2 separate regions of the Homo sapiens genome follow, and region 2 is linked to region 1. A link is an interaction called in ENCODE POLR2A ChIA-PET data of the cell type or tissue named here. Cell type or tissue: MCF 10A. All regions are shown on one strand. Each heading gives the region's core, and the rest is flanking DNA. Links, peaks and the distances in the headings are about the cores only. Region 1 overlaps DGKB (diacylglycerol kinase beta). Region 2 overlaps SCIN (scinderin).

Region 1 (12,668 bases), core at 4,302-9,301:
AATCAAATTTCTAAGATGTTCTTTTTCATAGCTCTTTTTCAAGAAATTCTTTCTAGATGCATCCATTATTGGTCTTATCGGGAAACACATCTCCACATTTTTATCTGTCTCTTTATATATATCTATATGGTTATTATATATAATTGCCATTTATATATTTATGATAAATATCTATATAATATGTAAATAATTTAGATATATATACATATGTATACCTTCTGTATAGAGGATGACTATATCATAATTACAGCATTGTTAGTAATGAATTTTCTCTTAGTTTATATTATCTTTGTATCTAAATTTCTGCTATAAATATTAAATTCTTTTTTTGTTCTAGAAATGAAAGTTTATAAATCTTCTTCTGAGGATGCCTTTCACAATTTTACATTAGAATTGTATATTTCCTGTATAGTTTGCCATTTTTCCTTTTTATTTCAACTTTGATCCAATAATTAACCAGAAATGTTTTACAATTTTCAAATGTTAAGATTTTTAGACCAACTTTTTGCGTACTTGTAATATGACTGAATTATATGAGATCAATTTGCCTTTAAGATTTCTGCTTTTTTAAAAAAAACTGATTTTCCTTGTGGCCACATGTGTAATTGATTTTAATAAATTGTTCATGGATATTCCAGAAAACACACATATTCCCTAAAGATGTAAATTTCTTGGTATCTTTTGAAAATCCACCAAGCCGCTAAGAAAAACCAAGAGGCTGTATCCAGATGTCTAAGTGAGAAACTCTACTCACCTGCTCAGCAATTTTATGGCTGTTGGAGACCAGAACACTCCTGTAGGTTCAGTATGTTTGGCTCTTGTGTGCCTCAGATCTGCTGCTTTCCAGTCCTTACACCTAGGACTCCATTTGCTTACTCAACCCACTTGGGGAGAAATCCCTGCCTGAAGTACCTCAGCTAAGGCTCTAACAAAGCCAAAACATACTAGCTCCCAGCTGCCCCTGGTCTCCAGCATCCATTTGAATCAGGAGAGTTGAAGCAATTGAACAAAGCAGATCACCTGCATGTCCCTATTTTCTTAGAAGCCTCCAAATATTCCCCTGGGAAAGCCCACAGGTGTGTGTGAAATGTGCTAGGATGTGTTCCCTGTGACCAACATGACCTAACACCATGTCCAACATAATGGTGACTTTTTTCAAAAATGTAGAAATACTCTGTAATTACATCAATTTTCTTAGCATATAGACTTTTTCTATCTCTAAATTTCTGTAGTACTTTAGGCTAGAATAACCTATAAAATCAATTATTTTTCCTTGCAGTTTTATCAATTACATATACCAAGTTTATTGAAGAATCTCTCCCTATGCACTATATCATGTTATGTCTCTAAAGTCCCAGTTACTTTTTGCTCTGCAGTCCTCCTACATCATTTTGGAGGAAGGGGGCACAGCGTAGAGGGTAATGGTCTGCTCATTCTGAACTGAAATCCCTCAAAAAACCCTCTGTAAAGGTAGCTGACCTAAAATACAGGCAGTCTCTTTAGTATGCATTCAGGTTGGGCCTTAGTTCTGGGGTAAAAGCAATAATCTTATGCAACCTTCTATTACCTACAGCATATGCCCCTTAGAGGTAATGGGGTTTATACTATACAATTTATTTTTAGAAAACTCAACTACTATTGTCAATTGAATTTTTTGTTACATCATGAATTTATTAAATTATTTCAAAAACTTGATGCATTGAAAATAAAATATTTAGCAGTTGCCTAATCACAATACTAAAGTCACTGAGATGTCAAAGCCTTGGATCTCAAACATTTGTGAACAGAGTTGTGATAGCAGCTATTTAGTGAAACTCCAGGATGTCACTTGGCCCCTCTGGGCACTGGGCTATTTCTAACTTAAGCATCTTCAAATTATTTCTTTTTTCTTTTCTTTTCTTTTTTTTACTTTTCTTTTCTCTTCTCTTTTCTTTTGTTTCTCCTTCCTTCCTTCCTCCCTTCCTCTCTTCCTCTCTTCTTCCCTCCCTTTCTCCCTCCCTTCCTTTTTGCCTTCCTCTCTTTTTCTTTCATTTAAGTGTGGAGAAACATTTATTCAATCTTCTGCCCATTTTGTAACTAGGTTATTAGATTTTTTTTTTACTGTTTAATTGTGCTAATTACATATTTTGGCGATTAACCCTTGTGATGTAGTGAAATATTTATATTTAGTCTTTCTCCTCTTTTTCTTTTTTACTTTCTCCTCTCTTTTTTTATTGTTGTAAGAACACAACATCAGAACTTAGGACTTAACATGAGATCTACCTTCTTAACAAAGTATAAAATACATTATTGTTGAGTATAGGTACAATGTTTTACAACATATCACTAGAGTTTATCCCTCTAGCTTTACTGAAACTTTATTTATGTCCGTTGATTAATAATTTTCCATTTCCCCCTCTTCCTAGCCCTGGTAGCCACAATTCCACTCTTCAGTTTTATGAATTTGACCATTTTATATACCTCATATAAATGCAATTATGAAGTAGTTGTCTTTCTGTGGTGGGTTTATTTCATCTAGGATAATGTCCTCAAGGTTCATCCTTTTAGTTGCATATTGCAAAACTTTCTTTTTTAAAAAACTGAATAACATTCAGTTGTATGTATAGACCACATCTTCTTTATCCATTCATCTGTGGTTGAGCAGTTATATTGCTTCTATATCTTGGCTATAGCAAAGTGTGCTGCAATATACATGACAGTGTGAACATCTCTCTTCAAGATCCTGATTTCAATCCTTTTAGATAGTCAGGAGTGGAATTGCTGAATTATACAACAGTTCTATTTTTCATTTTTTGAGAAACCTCCACATTGTATTGCATAGTGGCTATACCATTTTGCATCCCAACATTATGCAGGAGTCCCAATTTCTCCAAATCTTCACAATCACCTGTTGTTTCTGACAATAGCCATTCTAGCAGGTATGAGATGATATCTCGTTGTGCTTTTGATGTGAATTTCCCTGATGATTAATAATATTGAGCATTTAGAAATATATACTGGTTCATTATTTGAATGTCTTCTTTGGAGAAAAGTTTGTTCAATTTTCTACCCATTTTGTAGCTAGGTGATACGGTATGGCTGTGTCCCCATCCAAATCTCACCTTGAATTTTAATAATCCCCACATGTCATTGGAGGGACCCAGTGGAAGGTAACTGAATTATGGGAGCAGGTCTTTCCCGTCCTCTTCTCATGATAGTGAATAAGTCTCAGGAAAGCTGATGGTTGTATAATGGAGAGTTCCCCTGCACACACTCTCTTGCCTGACACCATGTAAGATGTGGCTTTGTTCCTCCTTTTCTTTCTGCCATGATAGTGAGGCCTCTCCAGCCATGTGAATCTGTGAGTTTATTAACCCTATTTTTCTTTATAAATTACACAGTCTCAGGTATGTCTTTATTAGCATCATGGAAACAGATGAATACAGTAAATTGGTACCAAGAGTGGCGTGCTGTTTTAAAGATACCCCAAAATGGAGACGTGACTTTGGAATAGAGTGACAGGCAGAAGATGGAACAGTTTGGAGGGCTCAGAAAAAGACAGAAAAATGTTGCAAAGTTTGGAACTTCCTAGAGACTTGGAGGGCTCAGAAGATAGTGATATGGACAATAAGATCCAGGCTGAGGTAGTCTCAGATGGAGATGAGAAACTTGGGAACTGGAGCAATGGTAACTCTTGCTATACAAAGAGATTGGTGGCATTTTGCCCCTGCCCTAGAGATCTGTGGGGCTTTGAACTTGAGAGAGATGATTTAGGATATCTGAGGAAAGAAATTTCTAAGTGGCAAAGCATTCAAGAGGAAGCAGAGCATAAAAGTTTGGAAAATTTGCAGCCTGACAATGCAATAGAAAATAAAAATCCATTTTCGGGGGAGAAATTCAAGCCTGCTGCAGAAATCTGCATAAGTAACAAGGAGCCCAATGTTATTCACCAAGAAATGGGGAAACTGTCTCCAGAGCATGCGAGAGACATTGTGGCAGCCCCCCTCATCACAGGCCTGGGGGCCTTGGAGGAAAAAATGGTTTTATGGGCTGGGCCCAGGGCCCCCCTCATGTGTGCAGCCTATAGACTTGGTACCCCATGTCTCAGCTACTCCAGCTGTGGTTAAAAGGGACCAAGGTACAGCTCAGAATGTGGTTCCAGAGGGTGCAAGCCCCAAGCCTTGGCAGCAAGCTCTAAGCCTTGGCAGCTTCCACATGGTGTTGAGCCTGCAGGTACATAGAAGTCAAGAATTGAGGTTTGGAAACCTCCACCTAGATTTCAGAGGATGTATGGAAACATCTGGATATCCAGGAAGAAGTTTGCTACAGGGGTGGGGACCTCATGTAGAACCTCTGCTAGCATGCAGAAGTGCATAAGGGAAATGTGGGGTTGGAGCCCCTACACAGAGTCCCCACTGGGACACTGCCTAGTGGAGCTGTGAGAAGAGGGCCACCATCCTCCACACCCCAGAATGGCAGATCCACTGGCAGCTTGCACCTTGCACTGGAAAAGTTGCAGACACTCAATGCCAGCCTGTGAAAGCAGCCAGGAGGGAAGATGTACCCTGCAAAGACACAGAGGTGGAGCTGTCCAAGGCCATGGAAGCCTATCTTTTGCATCAGTGTGACCTGGATGTGAGACATGGAGTAAAAGGAGATCATTTTGGAACTCGAAGGTTTAATGACTGCCCTATTTGATTTTGGACTTCCCTTTTGTTTTGGACGATTTCTCCCATTTGGAATGAGTGTATTTACCCAATGTCTGTACCCCCATTGTATCTAGGAAGCAATTAACTTGCCTTTGATTTTACAGGCTCATAGGCAGAAGGGACTTGCCTTGTTTTAGATTAGACTTTGGACTATGGACTTTTGAGTTAATGCTGAAATGGGTTAATACTTTGGGGGACTGTTGAAAAGGCATGATTGTGTTTTGAAATGTGAGGATAGGAGATTTGGGAGGGACCAATAGTGGGAAGATATGGTTTGGCTGTGTCCCCACCCAAATCTCACCTTAAATTGTAATAATGGCCATGTGTTGTGGGAGGGACCCAGTGAGAGGTAACTGAATCACAGGGGCAGGTCTTTCCCATGCTGTTCTTGTGATAGTGAATAAGTGTCAGGAGAGCTGATGGTTTTATGAAGGGGAATTCTGCTGTACACGCTCTCTTGCCTGCCACCATGTAAGGCACGCCTTTGTTCCTCTTCTGCCTTCTGCCATGATTGGGAGGCCTCCCCAGCCATGTGAAACTGTGAGTCCACTAAACCTATTTTTCTTTATAAATTACGTAGTCTTGGGTCTGTCTTTATTAGCGGCATGAGAACAGAGTAATTCACTAGGTTATTCATTTTTTTACTATTTACTTGTGGAAATTACTTATACTTTGGAGATTAACTCTTGTAATGAAATATATATTTGGTTTTCCCTGTTTCTTGACAAAAAACTTCTAAAATTCTTGAAATCTTCAAAGTGGTAAGTGCCATTTTGTCTGTTAATGAGTTGACAGAATTGAGTGAATTTTTTAGTTCAATTATTGTTTTCTTCCATTCCATGATTTCTATTTGGTACCTTTTAATATTTTCTATCTTTTTGTTGAAATTCTCACTTTGTTTATGCGTTATTTTCTTGACCTCAATGAGTATCTTTATAAGAGTTATTTTAAATTATCTGTCAGATAAATCATACAACTCTGTTTTTTTTTTTTTTTTAAGTTGGTTCTTGGTGGTTTAATTGGTCCACTGTTGGGAATATCCTTGTCTACTTTTTCATTTTTCTTGATTCTCTATGTTTATGTAATCTGCACATTAGACAAAACATTCACCTCTCCCTGTCTTCACAGACTAGCCTTGTATGGAAAAGACCCCCAACAACTAGCCAGGTGAAATATTCTGGGGTCTTCACCAAGTTTTCCTTCCTCAGAGAAAAGCAAGCTGCTGTAGTTTTCCTGCTCACTCTGTGCTCAGCCAGGGGAATGAAAAAGCTATGGTTTCTGCTAGCACAAGCCACCATTTCTGTTCTCCTAAAGGCAGCTCTGTGTTAGACCCATCAGAGTTTCAAGACTGGTAAGACAAATGCTAGCTCTTTGGGCAGCCCTGGAGAAATTTGTGTGATGAACTCATGGAGCTACTTTTTATTTAAGCAGGCAGAAGCTGAGAGCTGAAAATTTTTGTCTGCTTGCTCTGTGCTGAGCAAGGGGAAGGATCAATGGTATCCATTAGTTAAGCCACTGCCTGTATTCTCCCCTAGGTGGCTGGTTTTGCTGAAGCCATTAGTGTTCCACCTGGAAAGACAGAAACTAGTCTTCCAGGGAGATACCTTGGAAAAGTGGAAGTGCTGGACATTCAAACTAACCTCTTCCTTCCTCTAAGTAAAGCTGGGGGTTGAGGGTTTTCTTACTGATCATGTGATGCTGTGCCTGGGCCTGGTCTTCAGTGAGAGGGTAACCCAATTCTCCCTACCAACTTAAATGAGTCTGGTTTTGCATTATCCCAGGGTACAGTAGCATTTCAAAGATTTTCAGATTTCTCACAAAGGGAATTAGTCTGTAAAAGATTTCTGAAGCTATATGTTTGTCAGGGGAAGAAGATGTAGGTCTTCCTAGTCTGCCATGTTGCTGATATCACTCTGGTTATTTGTATTTTAATATTAAATGGAATTTAAAAATTCCTCTTGAAAATTTCTTATCTCTGTTACTATATAGTCTTTATAGATGCATCTTCACTGGCCCAATTTCTTCAGTTTTGTCCTGTTTTTACCAGACTTCTTAGCAGCTTTCTATTTAGTCGGCCATTCTTTTCTTAATCTTTTTTTTTCTTTTTTGCTTACCTGAACATTATATACTTTTTGTTTTCCTCCTGCTTCATTGGCCATTGTTTTCCAGGGCATTTCCCATGCCATCTTCTTCTAGTAGACTCTAGGTATTAGTAAACCTCAAGGCTTTATCCTAAAGTTCCATTTCTTCTCTTTTTGAGCTCTCCCTATTAATCTCGTCAGTCCACACTGATTTAAGTATATGTTTAGGTAGATGGAAAATAATGGATAAACTTTCTCCCATTCCTGAATGTCCCCTTGCAATGTAACTGTCTTCCGTCAAGAGGTAGATTCTATATCTTCTCTCCTTGAATATAAGCTTAGTTATGTGATATTCTTTGGCTAATGACACATTAGCAAGCTGGATGCAAACAGAGGTTTGCATCAAGAGGTTTGCATTGGGCTTTACCCTCTTTTTCTACTGAAAATTTTTCCACCATTATGTAACAAAGTCTGGCTTAACCTGTTGGATGCTGGGAGTCATATGGCCCATTATCATCATCAGCCTACTAACAGCTAGAACCAACTGCCAGATATATGAGGGAGACCAGCATAGAATAGCTCCAGGTAATCTTCCACTAAAGGCACAACCACCCAGTTGACACACAGACTTGTGAATAATAAAATGGTTAGCATATTAAGCCACTGAATTTTAGGAAGGTGATTCATAAAGCCATATAGAAATAAATATGTCAATGACTCCAAATTCTCCCTAAGTGAGATAGTCTTCTAAGCTTCCAACTTAAATATCCAACCATAGCCCTGAAATTTCCACTATGACATGCACCTCAAACTGAGCATGTCTTTATATCCTCCACTAAACCTGAATCATAAATAATTAAGCCCATCTCAGTAAATGAGACCACCTAGTTGTTAAACTTAAAACCTCAGGATATTTTATTTCCTTCCATCCCCTGGACACTGTCGATTTTATTTTCAAAATATTTCTTAAGTCTTTCCAGTTTTTTTCAGTATCCATGGCTCTTAGTGTACTCATCTGTCTCTTATTTTACTAGAAGATATTCTAGGATGGTCTCTTTGCTTCCATTCTTGAAAACTTCCATGTCATTCGCCATGTGACCACCAGAATGATTTTTAATATAGTAATTTTTTTAAAAACTGAGCTTCCTTTAAGTGAGCAGCCAGATTAATATTTTTTCTTCATAAATTATATTGAATCTGAATATTGTTAACAGACTATTGTCTAGCAAATCTGCACATTTTTCTTTTTAGTTTTTGAGGTTTATGATGACCAAGAGTCGCTTGTGTTGTTTCCAAACCTGTTTATGCCTGTTTTACTTTCCATTATACTTATATAATTTAATCACATATAATTGGAAAGTATAATTTTAAAAAGAATCATTTTATAGAAACTAAATCAAATGCTTTAGGAAGATGTAATATAAATGTAATGCTGAAACTTTGCTGTATAATTATATGTAAGGGTAATAATTATAAAAGATTTTTAAAAACAATTTTAAGTATCTAGAAGGATTTTACTCATATGGCTTCACAAGTGTCTTCTGAGTTTTTACTCTAAATAAACTGAAACTGAAAATAATAGATGGTTTATTATGGACTGTGGTTTACACAAGGCAGAGTTTATAGAATCTCAGTGACTGACATTCAAAAATAAGACATTGGCTGGGTTTATGAGGGAAGATGGCCAATTCAATTATATTTATAGATTTTAGGTAGAAAGAAAACATTTAAAGTTGTTTGTGTCATTTTTATGACAATTGTTTTATTTTTCAATTAATATCCAACTATCACCTTTAGTAGAAGAATTTCTGCTGCAAATGGATCGGGTTACCTCATTCCCTAATGATAATTATTTAATTATTCAGTGACCTACCACTTAAAAGGCAAATATCACACCATAGTCCTACAGGAGACTTCGAGACATGGTGGCAGCTGTGTTAACAGCAGCCTTTCATGTTACTCACTCCCCCTATCCCTCTCCATGCTCCAGGCACATTGACCTAGCAGAGCTTTGAAGGCACTAAGCTCTTTCTTACCTCAAGTCTTTCACATACAGTTATACTTGCCTGGTATGCTCATGACATCTCTTTGGTGTCCAGCTCACTTATGTATATTCTTCAGATCTCTTCTTAAATGCATCCTCTTTATATAAGCCTTTCCTGACTCTCAGATCTACGGTTGATGTCCTTCATGGTAGCTTTTGTTTTCTTTCACAGCATTTATCATAATTTTCAAAAATGTTGTATTTGTGCATTGGTTTTTTGCTTTTTAAAAATATCTCCTTGCATCATTAAACTCCAAGTTCTAATAATGAGATGACCTGTATATATATATATAAAAAATTATCCATTTATATATATGTTTATATATATTATATAAATATATAATTATATGTTTATATATATAATATACAATTATATTTATATATATTATATATAATTATATATTTATATATTATATATATTATATATTTATATATAATATATATAATTATATTATATATATTATATATTTATATATTATATATATAATTATATTATATATATAATATATTTATATATTATATATAATTATATTATATATATTATATATTTATATATTATATATATAATTATATTATATATATTATATATTTATATATTATATATATAATTATATTATATATATTATATATTTATATATTATATATATAATTATATTATATATTATATATAATTATATATTTATATATTATATATATTTATATATTATATATAATTATATAATTATATATTTATATATTATAATTATATATAATTATATATAATTATATATTGGATAATTATATATAATTATCCAATTATAAATAAAGATATATATATATATATATATCTTTTTTATTGAGATGGAGTCTCACTCCGTTGTGCAGGCTGCAGTGCAGTGGTGCGATCTCGGCTCACTGCAACCTCTGCCTCTCAGGTTCAAGCACTTGTCCTGCCTCAGCCTCCCAAGTAGCTGGGACTACAGGCATGTGCCTCCATGCCCAGCTAATTTTTGTATTTTTAGTAGAGGTGCGGTTTTACCATGTTGACCAGGCTGGCCTTGAACTCCTGACTTCAGGTGATCTGCCTTCCTTGGCCTCCCAAAGTGCTGGGATTAAAGGCGTGAGCCACAGCACCCAGCCAGATGACCTGTGTCTTTAATTTACTCCCATAACCCTAGAGCCTGAAAAAAATAAGTGCTTAGTTTTTTTGTTTAATTAAACAAGTGAATGAAGAAACAACTATGGAAATTAAACTAATGGGGTAGAAAGTTTTATTCCTGGGATATTTAAAGATATCTGTAGTTGGCTTTTGCTTCTAATGTCCATCTGTCTAGCATCTCATGACAATCTTCTTTCACCTCACTGCCATGTAAGCTTAGTGACTATACAGACTTCTATCATTTTCATTGCTAATCCTCAAACAGTACCTGGTACATAGAAGGTACTAAATAAATATGCTTTTATTGATGGACCATCACTGTGGAAGAATATCTATTTTTAGAGTTAATTATGATTTCAGGATCATTTCCGATAGTTCTGGCTAAATTGGAAAAGCATTAAAAAGAAGGAATTGCCATAGTGTCTAGTTATTGATCAATTTCCCTTTCTACCTAGGCAGACAAAATTTATTTCCTCAGCTTTCTTACAATTATGTGCAGGCAAGTGATTGAGATCTGGCCAGTGAGTTATGAGTGGAAATGATGCTACATCTTCCAGGTATGGGCCCACTAAAAAAAATCCACTTTCTTTAGCCATTCAGTTGTTGAATAGAGAAGGTTATCTGTCAAGATGGAAGGAGCCTGGGTCACCGATTGACAACATAGAGCAGAGCCTCTCCCCAATTTTTAACCTATCCTGACCTGTCACGTGAGGAAAAACTGATTTTTATTCATTGTCAGACCACGGATAATTTGTACCAGCAGTCAACCCATTCTGAATAATACAAAGGGTCTATAACAATGAATATGAAGGTGATATAGCTACATATTTCTGACCTCGGGCTTTCTAAAAATTGGAGGCAAGGTTCTTTGTATATTGTACAGCGCTAGCTGTCAGTAAATAAGGGACGATAGTTGAAATAATGAAAACAATACTGAGATTAGAATCAAACTTGGAAATCACTTTGTAACTAGACAGCAGAAGGGTTCCTAAAGACAATTTCAAGTACAAACTACGTGCTCATCTGAAGCTTTTTCATGCTGTTATAGCATAAAGTTGAGATGCATCCCATATGCTTTAAATCCTTCAACTCCACTATTTGTTATATATTCAGGAATGATTTGAGACAATTTATTTTATTTCATTATATTCTAGATTCATTGATTGAGGAAGAGGAATGTAAGCTGCTGAGTAGATGACTTTGTTGAATGACATTCAAGGTAGAAGATCTATTGCTCTGATTATGTCCCTGAGCATTGAGATTTTGTGTCCCTGGGGCAGGAATAAATCTTTCAGGGAGGAATGCCTCCTCTCTTTATCCCCCTAATCCCCATATTATGCTCAGGTAAAGGAGGCCCAAGTCAAAGGAAACAAGACCCTTTAAAAGAAAACTCAGTCAAAGCCACCTTATTTGTTTAATTAGTTCTGATCTGCCTTAAAATCATAAACATTCTATCACATAGTTTTTATTAGTTTCTAAATGTCATCTTTTAAATTTAGATCTTTAATAAGTCTGGCGTGTACTTATATAATATGAGGTAGAGTTCTAACAAAAGTTTTTTCTTTCTAGGAAGCTAGGTTTGAACATTATCAACTAAGTAATCTGCCATTTCCTCAGTGAATTTTTGTGCCATCCCTATACTAAGTTCCAATATGTGTCTCTGTACTTCCTCATTGGTTCATTCATCTATTATTTCATAGGACCATTCTGTTATAATTATCCAATTCAATTGTAGCATGTATAATTTAGTAAAACAAATTTATTTCTCTCCTTATTGTTAAAATTGACTTAGCTATTTTGTCATACATATTTTAAATAAGTTTGTTATAAAATCCAGCTCCAATCTTGCATAGTTATATATTAAATGTATAAATTAATTGAATATTATATCAAGAAATCTCATATAAGAATAGAAAATGTCTCCATTTATTCTGATCTTGTGTGTCTTTGCAGAGAGTTTTAACATTTTCTTTATATAGGTCATGTGTATTTTTTATTAATTCTTAGATACTTTCAATTTTTTTGTTATTGTTTCTGGAAAGTCATTGATTATTGCTAATATAAGCATATACTAGTGAATATTTAAGTTGATTTTATATTTGGCAAATTTGCTATAATCTCATACTAGTCATAATATATTTTCAATTAGGTATATATTTTTTCAATTGGAATATATATAAATATATATTTATCATTATTTTTATTACTTTTTTAAATTTTTTGTTTTTCACCATATGTTGTTTACTTATAATTCTCTATAGAGTATTTTTGCAAAGTCAATTTTTCAATAGGTCTGATTAACTTTTCTCAATAATGCAGCTTTCAGTTTTGCTAACATTACGAATTTTTGTTGTTGTTGTTACTCTCTGCCATTTTCTGTCTCATTTCTATTATAGCTTTCCTTTTCAAGTTTTTTGGTTTTGTATCATTTCTCTTTTTCAAACACCTTGACTTTTTGTATTTAAATACAATTGACCCCTGAACAACATGGGAGTTAGGGGTGCTGACCACTCTTGCAGACAAAAAAATTGGAGCATAACATTTGACTACCCAGAAACTTAACAACTAATACTCTACTGTTGACTGGAAGCCTTACCAATAACATAAAGCCAATTAATATATATTTTGTATGTTATGCATATTATATACTGTATTCTTACCAGAAAGTCAGCTAAAGAAAAGAAAATGTTAAGAAAATTATAAGAAAGAGAAAATAT
Region 2 (12,668 bases), core at 2,996-7,995, 1.9 Mb before region 1:
CTACCAGATTAGCAAATGTTAAAATATTAAAATGTTAGTGGTCATCAAAATGTAGGGTTACAGGTTCACCCATACACTGTTAATAGATGTATAAACTGGTCAAAACTTTTTGATCCATAGCACAGTATTACTTTTGTAAACATACACAAAAAATATTATATATTTGCCAAACGTATGTACTAATCTAAAACCAAACACATTAGACTAGGTACATGTGGAGAAAGAGATACAGGTGTTCCCTAGCAAGTTAATATGCTTGTGTCTCTTCAAACCAATATATTGGCATATTTATCTAATATTTAATCAGAAGAAAGAAAGAACAGAAAGACCCAGGAAGCCTACTGTTAGTAGAGGTCAGCCTCATCTTTTCTCTCTGATTCAAGAAATTCATACTCAACTCAGTCAAACAGAGGTCCTGCATTTACCTCTTGGTGCCGGAGAGCCTTGGTGAGCCATTTAGATCCTCTGTATCTTCTCAAGCACAATCCTCAGTGTTCTCTTCTCGTCTTAGATAGCTCATCAAATAATATTTCCCACCACTTATTTCTAGCAGTTCTGGTAAAGAGAATGGCCTTCACATTGTATTTTGAACAATGTTTTGGCCTCCAGTAATGATTAGGAACACACTATAAACATAAAACATCAGTCCACTTAACTCATTATTCAGTCATCAAGCAATTCTTGTCCCAATCATTCTCCAAAGCTATATACTGTGAATTTATACTGTTGTGTAGTGACACAAGCCCTTCTGCTGAAAAAGTAGGTAGATAATTACTTTGAACTGAAAGAAAACACTTATTTTATTTTCTTTTAAACCTAATTTATTTTAAACCTAATTTATTTATTTTAAACCTAATTTATTTTAAACCTAATTTATTTATTTTAAACATTTATTTTAAACCTAATTCATTTGAACTGAACTTGAATTTAAAAGCCTACAAATGCCCCGCATATGTAGAATTATCATTCATTCCGTGTTCTTGCTCTTGGATAAAACGGACAACTCAGAGAAAAAACTGGCTTATAAATGCACTTCACAAAAACTGTTAGAAAAGTAGCCATTAAACCTGTAAAAAGGCCGGGCGCAGTGGCTGACGCCTGTAATCCCAGCACTTTGAAAGGCCAAGGCGGTTGGATCACGAGGCCAGGAGTCCGAGACCAGCCTGACCAACATAGTGAAACCCCGTCTCTACTAAAAATACAAAAAATTAGCTGGGCGTAGTGGCGGGCGCCTGTAATCCTAGCTACTCGGGAGGCTGAGGCAGGAGAATCGCTTGAACCCGGGAGGCGGAGGTTGGAGCGAAAGTACGCGCCACTGTACTCCAGCCTGCGTGACGATGAGAGTCTCCGTCTCGGGGGAAGAAAAAAAAAACCTGTAAAAAGTGGCTCAACTTTAATATTCATTAGGAAATGACTAAAATCAAATATTTTACTTGGTAATGCCAAGTAAAAATACAGGAGAGGATATAGTGAAACTGGAGCTTACATCCACTACTTGGGAAGTATAAATTGATACAATGGGTTTGAACAGTTTTTGTATTTTCTACTAAAATGAACATACACATATCCTATAATCCAGAAATCCCACTCCATGGTGTGTACCCAACAAAAATGCATACATGTGTGTACTAAAGGATATAATATGATTTTTTTTTTTTTTTTTTTTTTTTTGAGATAGGTTCTCACTCTGTTGCCCAGGCTGGAGTACAGTAGCGATCTCTGCTCACTGCAATCTCTGCCTCCTGGGTTCAAGCAATCCTCCCACCTCAGTCTCCCCAGGAGCTGGGACTCTAGGTGCGTGCCACCACGCCCAGCTAATTCTTTGTAGAGATGGGGTTTTGCCATGTTGTCCAGGCTGGTCTTGAACTCCTAGACTCAGGAAATCCACCTGCCTTGGCCTCCCAATATGCTGGGATTACAGGCATGAGCCACCGCATCTGGACACGAATTTTTAAGTTTTATATATGTGTGTGTATATATATATATATATATATATATATATATATATTTTTTTTTTTTTTTTTTTTTTTTTTGCATTGGCAAAAAAACAAAGATATTGTTTAGCAATTTCCTTGTATAATGCAATCAGTGGAAGACAAATCAGAGGTATTATTTTCCCTTGGGCCTTTGCAGCCTGTGTTGTTTTTCTCTTTTTCATATTGATGTGAAAAGCAGCCAAGTATTATTTGACAACATCAGTCCCTTATTAAGATGTTATTTCTAGTTTATAATTGACTATGGCATTTGCATGCATTTCATCATGTCTCCATTTCTTCGGAATGATAATTTCTAATATACTTTTCTTCTATTATAGGAATAAGAATTCAGTAGTCATATTTCCTGTTGCCTATAAAAAATTGATGCTTTAATTTAGTTAACATGACAAACTCCATCTTATTTAGAGAGATTATTTTTGATGTTATTATAATAAAAATGACACCTTTACTAAAAATGTCTCATCATAAATTGTTTTCCATTATTTCTGTGCTGATTGCAAACAATACTGAATTAAAATATCCCTGCAAGTTCACTGTGACTCAATCTAAGGTTTTAATAATTCATGAAATAAAACTAATGTTGATGTTATCCAAATCATTCTAACGCCAACTTCTAGGTAAACAGTAAACAAGAATAAGCAAATTTGAGTTTTCCTAATTATTTGACATTGTCATTAGCTTGTGATCCTTAGATGGAATATATTTTGCCAGATCTCACCTCCCAGGGAACTGATGAGCTTTAACTGGAATAGTAGTGAGAATGATAGAGCAGGGCCCTTAACTCCTTAGAAAGGTCAAAGGAAGAGGTGAATGTGGGCAGGGTTTCACTGGAGTATTGACACACCAAAGATGCTATGTAGGTGAAAATCTCTCCTAATGCATTCCCTTTCCAACGAACCTGAGCCTGGATTCTTCAGTAACACAATGCCTTCTGAGAAACAATGTTGTTCCACATTTTAGAGTTTTGGCATGCATAATGGAGTTTATGGCAGAGTTCAGAGGATACAATGAAACAAGAAAGGGAGGCAACTGATGTTGTTTGATTATCTCCATTATTTTGAAGGAGCCAGGTGCTTGGGGAACCTGGTTGTACAGAAAGGTGATGCCAAGACTCTCTTGTATGATTTTCCTCTCTAGCTTGGGGCTGCACCCTCTGCTGTGGGAAGGAGTCCTCAAGGTATTAATATACATCCTATCATTTATTTTAGATACAGATAGCATTAGAGTTTATCAGTAAAGTTGGGCAACTCATGGAATATTACGAGTAGAAATTGTAATTACTGTAGAATGTATAGTGTTTTGAATGGCTATTGTATTTTTCAGCATACAAATTCAGAGGGGTGAAAGTAGGCAATGACACCACTATTTATGTTTTTTGTTGTTGTTGTTTGTTTTTGTTTTGTTTTGTTTTGAGATGGAGTCTTGCACTGTCACCCAGGCTGGAGGACAGTGGCATGATCTCTGCTCACTGCAACCTCTGCCTCCCGTGTTCAAGCGATTCTCCTGCCTCAGCCTCCTGAGTAGCTGGGATTACAGGCACCCGCCACCACACCTGACTAATTTTTTGTATTTTTAAGTAGAGACGGAGTTTTGCCATGTTGGCCAGGCTGGTCTTGAACTCCTGAACTTGTGATCCACCCTCCTCTGCCTTCCAAAGTGCTGGGATTACAGGCATGAGCCACCGCACCCAGCCCTATTTATGTTTTTTAAAAGCACCATTTACCACCCATTTGTCTATGGACTTAATCTATGTCTCTATGAGCTGGTAAACAATAGACAGGTAAATACAGACTTGGCTGTATTTGAACAGCACCTTCAAAAACCAGAAGCCAGAAATCAGGTAGCTAGATTTGTCCATGAAAGCAGGAGATTCCCTTAACTGGTGATGCCTGAAGTTGGGATAAAGAGTCTTCCAAACATGTGCCATTTTGGCATGGATATCTAAAGCCACCATGATGGCTTTATATTAATGAAGGAAATAAGTTGCAGGATAAGTATATCCATGGTCATCCAGGGGAAGAAAATGGCGTACATAACTTATATACCATATTTAACCCAGAGACAGATATCACAGGTAAACAGTGCAAATCACTGTCCCTAGTCTGAGCCATATTTAGTGTCTTGAAAGAGCCACAGTGGCTGGCTAAAATGGCACAGTGGCAAATCCTGACCATGGACTGCCCTATGCAAAATAACTAGCTCCCCACTTTACACAGAGTACACCATGTCAGGCCTCTGAGCCCAAGCTAAGCCATCATATCCCCTGTGACCTGCACATATACATCCAGATGGCCTGAAGCAATTGAAGATCTACAAAAGAAGTGAAAATTACCTTAACTGATGACATTCCACCATTGTGATGTGTTTCTGCCCCATCCTAACTGATCAGTGTACTTTGTAATCTCCCCCACCCTTAAGAAGGTTCTTTGTAATTCTTCCCACCCTTGAGAATGTACTTTGTGAGATCCACCCCCTGCCAGCAAAACATTGCTCCTGACTCCACCGCCTATCCCAAAACCTATAAGAACTAATGATAATCCCACCACCCTTTGCTGACTCTCTTTTCGGACTCAGCCCGCCTGCACCCAGGTGAAATAAACAGCCTTGTTGCTAACCCAAAGCCTGTTTGGTGGTCTCTTTACATGGACACGTGTGACATTTGGTGCCTAAGACCCGGGTCAGAGGGACTCCTTCAGGAGACCAGTCCCCTGTCCTCACCCTCACTCCGTGAAAAGATCCACCTACGACCTCAGGTCCTCAGACCAACCAGCCCAAGGAACATCTCACCAATTTCAAATTGGGTAAGCAGTCTTTTCACTCTCTCCTCCAGCCTCTCTCACTACCCTTCAATCCCCCTGTCCCTCTAATTCCAGTTCTTTTTCCTCTCTAGCAGAGACAAAGGAGACACATTTTATCCGTGGACCCAAAACTCTGGCGCCAGTCACAGACTCGGGAAGACAGTCTTCCCTTGGTGTTTAATCCTGGTGGGGATGCCTGCCTGATGATTCACCCACATTCCATTGGTGTCTGATCACCGCAGGGGTGCCTGTTTTGGTCATTCACCCACACTCTATTGGTGTCTGATCACCGCAGGGATGCCTGTTTTGGTCATTCACCCACATTCCGTTGGTGGAAAGTCAATTGCGAGGACGCCTGCTTTGGCTGCTCACCCACATTGCAGCCCAGGGCTGCTCCCCACCCCCCTTCTCCATGTCTCTACCTTTCTCTTTAAACTTACCTCCTTCACTATGGGCAAGTTTCCACCCTCCATTCCCCCATCTTCTCCCTTAGCCTGTGTTCTTAAAAACGTAAAACCCCTTCGACTCACACCTGACCTAAAACCTAAATGCCTTATTTTCTTCTGCAATACCGCTTGGCCCCAATACAAACTCGACAATAGTTCCAAGTAGCCAGAAAACAGCACTTTTGATTTCTCCATTTTACAAGACCTAGATGATTTTTGTCAAAAAAATGGGCAAATGGTCTGAGATGCCTGATGTCCAGGCATTCTTTTACACATCAGTCCCTCCCTAGTCTCTGCTCCCAATGCGACTCATCCCAAATCTTTCTTCTTTCTCTCCTGTCTGTTCCTTCAGTCTCCACCCCCAAGTTCTGAGTCCTTTGAATCCTCCTTTTCTACGGACTCATCTGACCTCTCCCCTCCTCCCCAGGCTGCTCCTGGCCAGGCTGAGCCAGGTCCCAATTCTTCCTCAGCCTCTGATCCCCCACCCTATAATCCTTTTATCACCTCCCCTCCTCACACCCTGTCCAGCTTACAGTCTCTTTCCACGACTAGACCTCCCCCACCTGCCAACAATTTCCTCTTAAAAAGGTGGCTGGAGCTAAAGGCATAGTCAAGGTTAATGCTCCTTTTTCTTTATCTGACCTCTCCCAAATCAGTTAGAATTTAGGCTCTTTTTCATCAAATTTAAAAACCCAGCCAGTCCGTGGCCCATTTGGCAACAACCCTTAGACGCTCTACCACCCTAGACCCATAGGGGCCATATGTCTTAATATACATTTTATTACCCAACCCACTCCTGACTTTAAAAAAAGCTCCAGAAATTAGATTCTAGCCCTCAAACCCCACAACAGGACTTAATTAACCTCGCCTTCAAGGTAGAGGCAGCCAAGTAGAAATGTATTTCTGAGTTGCAATTCCTTGCCTCCACTGTGAGATAAACCCCAGCCACATTCCAGCACACAAGAACTCCAAATGCCTGATCCACAGCTGCCAGGGGTTCCTCCAGGACCTCCTTCCCCAGGAGCTTGCTTCAAGTGCCAGAAATCTGGCCACTGGGCCAAGGAATTCCCGCAGCCCGGGATTCCTCCTAAGTCGTGTCCCATCTGTGCGGGACCCCACTGGAAATCAGACTGTCCGACCTGGCAGCCACTCCCAGAGGCCCTGGAACTCTGGGCCAAAGCTCTGTGACTGACTCCTTCCCAGATCTTCTCGGCTTAGTGGCTGAAGACTGACACTGCCCGATCGCCTCGGAAGCCTACAGGACCATCACAGATGCTTTGGATAACTCTTACTGTGGAGGGTAAGTCCGTCTCCTTGTTAATCAATACGGAGGCTACCCACTCCACATTACCTTCTTTTCAAGGGCGTGTTTCCCTTGCCCCAATAACTGTTGTGGGTATTGATGGCCAGGCATCTAAACCTCTTAAAACTCCCCAACTCTGGTGCCAACTTGGACAACATTCTTTTATGCACTCTTTTTTAGTTATCCCCACCTGCCCAGCTCCCTTATTAGGTCAAGCCACTTTAACCAAATTATCTGCTTCCCTGACTATTCCTGGGCTACAGCCACACCTCATTACCACCCTTTTCCCCAGTTCAAAGCCTCTTTTGCATCCTCTCCTTGTATCTCCACACCTTAATCCGCAAGTATAGGACACCTCTCCTCCCTCCTTGGAGACCGATCATGCACCCCTTACCATCCCATTAAAACCTAATCACCCTTACTCTGCCACACTTTAAAAAGATTAAAGCCCATTATCACTCACCTGTTACAGCATGGCTTTTTAAAGCCTATAAACTCTCCTTACAATTCCCAATTTTACCTGTCCAAAAACATTCAGACAAGTCTTACAGGTTAGTTCAAGATCTGCACTTTATCAACCAGAGTTGTTTTGCCTATCCACCCTGTGGTGCCCAACCTGTACACTCTTTTGTCCTCAATACCTTCCTTCACAACTCACTATTCCGTTCTTGATCTTAAAGATGCTTTTTCACTATTCCCCTATACCCCTCATCCCAGCCTCTCTTTGCTTTTACCTGGACTGACCCTGACACCCATCAGTCCCAGCAGCTTACCTGGGCTGTACTGCCACAAGGCTTCAGGGACAGCCCTCATTACTTCAGCCAAGCTCTTTCTCATGATTGACTTTCTTTCCACCCCTCCACTTCTCACCTTATTCAATATATGCATGACCTTCTATTTTGTAGCCCCTCCTTTGAATCTTCTCAACAAGACACCCTCCTCCTCCTTCAACATTTATTCTCCAAGGGATATCAGGTATCAGCCTCCAAAGCTCAAATTTCTTCTCCATCCGTTACCTACCTCAGCGTAGTTCTTCATAAAAACACACACGCCTTCCTTGCCGATCATGTCCGACTGATCTCTCAAACCCCAACCCCTTCTACAAAACAGCTCCTTTCATTCCTGGGCATGGTTGGATACTTTCATCTTTAGATACTTGGTTTTGCCAACCTAATAAAACCATTATATAAATTCACAAAAGGAAACCTAGCTGATCCCATATATCCTAAATCCTTTCCCCATTCCTCTTTCTGTTCCTTGAAGACAGCTTTAGAGAGTGCTCCCTCACTAGATCTCCCTAACTCATTCCAAACCTTTTTCATTGCACACAGCTAAAGTGCAGGGCTGTGCAGTCAAAATTCTTTCACAACAGCCAGACCATGCTCTGCAGCCTTTTTGTCCAAACAACTTAACCTTACTGTTTTAGGCTTGCCCCCATCCCCATGACTGTCTCTCTCTGATCCACCTGACATTCACTCCATTTCCCTGTATTTCCTTCTTTCCTGTTCCTCACCCTGATCACACTTGGTTTATTGATGGCAGTTCCACCAGGCCTAATCACCACACACCAGCAAAGGCAGGCTGTGCTATAGTATCTTCCACATCTATCATTGAGGCTACCACTCTGCCCCCCTCCACTACCTCTCAGCAAGCCAAATACGTTGCCTTAACTCAAGCCCTCTCTCTTGCAAAAGGACTACGCATCAATATTTATACTGACTCTAAATATGCCTTCCATATCCTGCACCACCATGTTGTTATATGGGCAAAGACAAATTTCCTCGCTATGCAAGAGTCCTCCACCATTAATGCCTCTTTAATAAAAACTCTTCTTAAAACCGCTTTACTTCCAAAGGAAGCTGGAGTCGTTCACTGCAAGGGCCATCAAAAGGCATCAGGTCACATGGCTCAGGGCAACGTTTATGCTGATAAGGTAGCTAAAGAAGCAGCTAGCTTTCCAATTTCTGTCCCTCATGGCATGGCCAGTTTTTCTCCTTCTCATTGGTCACTCCTATTTACTCTCCAAATGAAGTTTCCACCTATCAATCCCTCTCCACTCAAGGCAGATGGTTCTTAGACCAAAAAAAAAAATAAATAAATAAAATCTCCTTCCAGCCTCACAGGCCCATTCTATTCTGTCATCATTTCATAACCTCTTCCATGTAGGTTACAAGCCATTAGCCTGCCTCTTAAAACCTCTCATTTCCTTTCCATTGTGAAAATCTATCCACCATCCGCCACTCTTGACTCCCTCTTAGAGTGGATAGATGATCTTTGCTGACAGGGCACACTCCAATACTTTCGCCCTGATGAAGCCCTACTCTTTACTTTTATACTCACTCTTATTCTCGTTCCCATTCTTATGCCACCCTCTATCTCTCCCCAGCTGTCTCCACCACACTATCAATCTCATTCTCTCTCCTAGCCGTTTCTAATCCTTCTTTAACAAACAGTTGCTGGCTTTGCATTTCTCTTTCCTCCAAAATTGCCGAGGCCTCAATTTACTCACTGCTGAAAAAGGAGGACTCTATATTTTTAAATGAAGAGTGTTGTTTTTACCTAAATCAATCTGCCCTGGTATATGACAACATAAAAAAACTCAAGGATAGAGCCCAAAATTTCACCAACCAAGCAAACAATAACGTTGAATCCACTTGGACACTAATTGGACATCCTGGGTACTACCAACTCTTAGTCCTTTAATACCTATTTTTCTCCTCTTTTATTCGGACCTTGTGTCTTTCATTTAGTTTCTCAAGTCATACAAAACCACATCCAGGCCATCACCAATCATTCTATACAACAAGTGCTCCTTCTAACAACCCCACAATATCACCCCTTACCACAAAATGTTCCTTCAGCCTAATCTCTCCCACTCTGGGTTCCCACACCGCCCCTTGAAGCAGCCCTGAGAAACGTCACCCATTATCTCTCCATACCAATCCCCCCAAAATTTTCGCTGCTTCAACACTTCACCACTATTTTGTTTTGCTTTTCTTATTAATATAAGAAGACAAGAATGTCAGGCCTTTGAGCCCAAGCTAAGCCATCATATCCCCTGTGACCTGCACATATACATCCAGATGGCCTGAAGCAATTGAAGATCCACAAAAGAAGTGAAAATAGCCTTAACTGATGACATTCCACCATTGTGATGTGTTTCTGCCCCATACTAACTGGTCAATGTACTTTGTAATCTCCCCCACCCTTAAGAAGTTTCTTTGTAATCTCCCCCACTCTTAGGAAGGTTCTTTGTAATTCTTCCCACCCTTGAGAATGTACTTTGTGAGATCCACTCCCTGCCTGCAAAACATTGCTCCTAACTCCACCGCCTATCCCAAAACCTATAAGAACTGATGATAATCCCATCACCCTTTGCTGACTCTCTTTTCAGACTCAGGCTGCCTGCACCCAGGTGAAATAAACAGCCTTGTTGCTCCCACAAATCCTGTTTGGTGGTCTTCTTCACACGGACATGCATGACACACCACATGTGGCCTTGGAGTTTTCAGTTATGTAGATTGTTGCATATGGGTATTTGATGCTCATGCTGGCTTCACTCATTGATATCAAATGAAAATTAACAAAATCAAAACGTCAGAGCAGAGATATTGTCATGTTTGGGCCTCATCTTTTACTCTTTGGTAAATTGCCCATGGGGCTATAACCCAGAGCAAGCCTTCCCCCAGATCTTCTGTTCTTTCCTGAAGCTGCTCATTTTTCTAACGTTTTTCTTCATTCATATCCCAACCTCATTATCCTAGGCTTTGTCGATGAAAAGAGTTAAACTCTTTAAAATATATGAAGAGATTTATTCTGAGCCAAATATGAGTGATGATGGCCCGTGACACAGCCCTCGAGAAGTCCTGAGAACATGTGCCCAAGGTGGTCCCAGAGCAGCTTAGTTGTATACATTTTTAGAGAGGCATGAGACATCAATCAAATACATTTAAGAAATACATTGGTTTGGTCCAGTAAGGTGGAACAACTCAAAGCGGCGGGGCTTCCTGGCTATCGGTGAATTTAAATCTTTTCTGGTTGACAATTGGTTGAGTTTGTCTAAAGACCTGGAATTGATAGAAAGGGAATGTTCAAGTTAAGATAAAGATCGTGGAGACCAAAGTTCTTCTGAAGTGGCTGCCCTTAGAGACAATAGATGACAAATGTTTCCTATTCAGATATTAATCTCTTTAGGATTGGGAGGGTCTGGAAGAAAAAGATCTAGCTATGTTAATAGAGATTCTTTACAGACACAAATTTTCCCCCATAAAGAACAGCTTTGCAGTGCCATTTCAAAATATGGCAAAGAAACATGTTTTGGGGTAAAATATTTTGATTTTCTTCTTTGTCTCGTAATGTTATGCCAGAGTCAGGCTGGAAAGTAAATCATGGTATATAGGGTAAAATAAAACCCGTCTGAGGGCATGACTCCCCAGACCCCTTAGATAGGAATTTGGGCAAGATTAAAAAAAATCAGAGTTTAATCCTCAGCTTTCAGCTCAATTCTACCCTTCGACATGATCAAGGACAAAACAACAATCAGAAGCTTGCTCAGCTGGCAAAGGCTGCTTGCCTCCTTAGAAGGTAGGGGGAGGGGGAGGACTGCAAATCTTGTAATTTAATAATATTTACTTTATTGCTGTCATAATGATTATACATGCTGTATTATTTCCCCAGGAATGTCCTAACAAACTTGGTAGTCTAAAACAACAGAAATTTATTCTGTCACAGTTCTGGAGGCCAGAAGTTCAAAATCAAGGTGTCTTTAGGACCATGCTCCCTACAAAGGCTCTAGGAGAGAGTTCTTCCTTGTTTCAGATTCTGGTGGTTCCAGGCATTCCTTGGTTTGTGGCATCATGACTCCAATCTCTGACTCCTTTATGTCCTTTTTCACTGTGTCTTCTCTTGTAAAGATACTTGTGATTGGATTTAGGGTCCACTCAGTTAATCCAGGATGATCTTAGCTCAAAACTGTTAATTTAATCACATTGAAAAAATCCTTTTTTTAAATGAGGACATATTTGGTTTTTGATAATGAGGACATGGACAAATCATTTTAGAGGCATAATTCAACCCATGCACATGTTCGTTGTAAAAAAAAAAAAACCCACATAAAATAGAATACACACATATACACAAGTCCCAAAAATACAACACTGCAAAGATCTAGGGGGTTCTCACTTTGTAAGAAATCATTGAGCTATATACATCCTTGACTTTAACCCTTTAGAGTGCCCTTATAAAAGGAGTCTGAGAGAGAAGAGACCTGTCACTTCTTCCACCATCTGAAGTTACAGGGAGAAGACAGTAGTCTATAAACCAGGAAGTGGGCCCTCAGCAGATACTGAATTTGCCAGCACCTTGACTTGGATGTCCCAGCCTCCAGAACTGTGAGAAATCAATTTCTGTTGTTTATAAGCCAACCAGTTTATAATATTCTGTTGTAGCAGTCCAAATGAACTCAGACAGATAAACAATACGGAAAATAAAATCTGCAAAGGAGCCTGAGAGGAAGAGGACGAGGGAGGAGGGGAGAAGGAAAAGACTGAGGCATCAAAGAAATCCAGGAAAAAGAGCAGAGTGTGGTGGCTCACACCTGTAATCCCAGCACCTTCGGAGGCCAAGGCGGGTGGATCACCTGAGGTCAGGAGTTCAAGACCAGCCTGACCAACATGGTGAAACTCCATCTCTACTAAAAATACAAAATTAGCCAGGCATGGTGGCACATGCCTGTAATCCCAGCTACTCGGGAGGCTGAGGCAGGAGAATCGCTTGAACCCAGGAGGCAGAGGTTGCAGTGAGCTGAGATCGCACCATTGCACTCCAGCTTCAGCAACAAGAGCGAAACTCCATCTCAAAAAAAAAAAAAAAGAAATCCAGGAAAAAGAGAAGGTGTCAGTATTGTCAAAGCTGCTGCATATTCAAGGAAGATAAAAATCCCAGAAATATTCGTTGGATTCAGCAAAATGAGTTAACAGAAAAAGCTAGTACAGGAAATACTCTTGAAGAAGTTTGGCAGTCATGGCAATGGAAAGCCCAGTAAGTACAGCAGGATCTGGGGTTGCAGATTTTTTAAGAATGTAAAAGCCTTGAAAATATTTGCATACTGCAGGGAAATAACTAG

The links. ChIA-PET counts read pairs that join two places held together with the same protein. Peaks named below come from ENCODE experiments on the same cell type or tissue, not always from the same donor. Only the 100,000 strongest peaks of a DNase experiment are listed, where the experiment ranks them.
Region 2: POLR2A ChIA-PET joins it to region 1 with 5 read pairs; 2 of 35 experiments call an interaction of 5 or more read pairs at or near these places.

Annotation. Positions count from the first base shown.
Region 1 is chr7:14,557,975-14,570,642 of GRCh38, forward strand. The region is part of intron 20 of DGKB (diacylglycerol kinase beta); the gene reads right to left. Among named protein-coding and RNA genes, the nearest start is that of DGKB, 340 kb to the right of the region's middle. In MCF 10A, for the core only: no CTCF peak of the experiment used is centred there; no DNase peak of the experiment used is centred there.
Region 2 is chr7:12,655,566-12,668,233 of GRCh38, forward strand. It overlaps SCIN (scinderin), which reads left to right. Exons shown (of 16, transcript NM_001112706.3): 16 at 1-4,617. Among named protein-coding and RNA genes, the nearest start is that of ARL4A, 26 kb to the right of the region's middle. RefSeq lists an enhancer at 4,810-5,359. In MCF 10A, for the core only: no CTCF peak of the experiment used is centred there; a DNase peak (open chromatin) is centred at 5,046.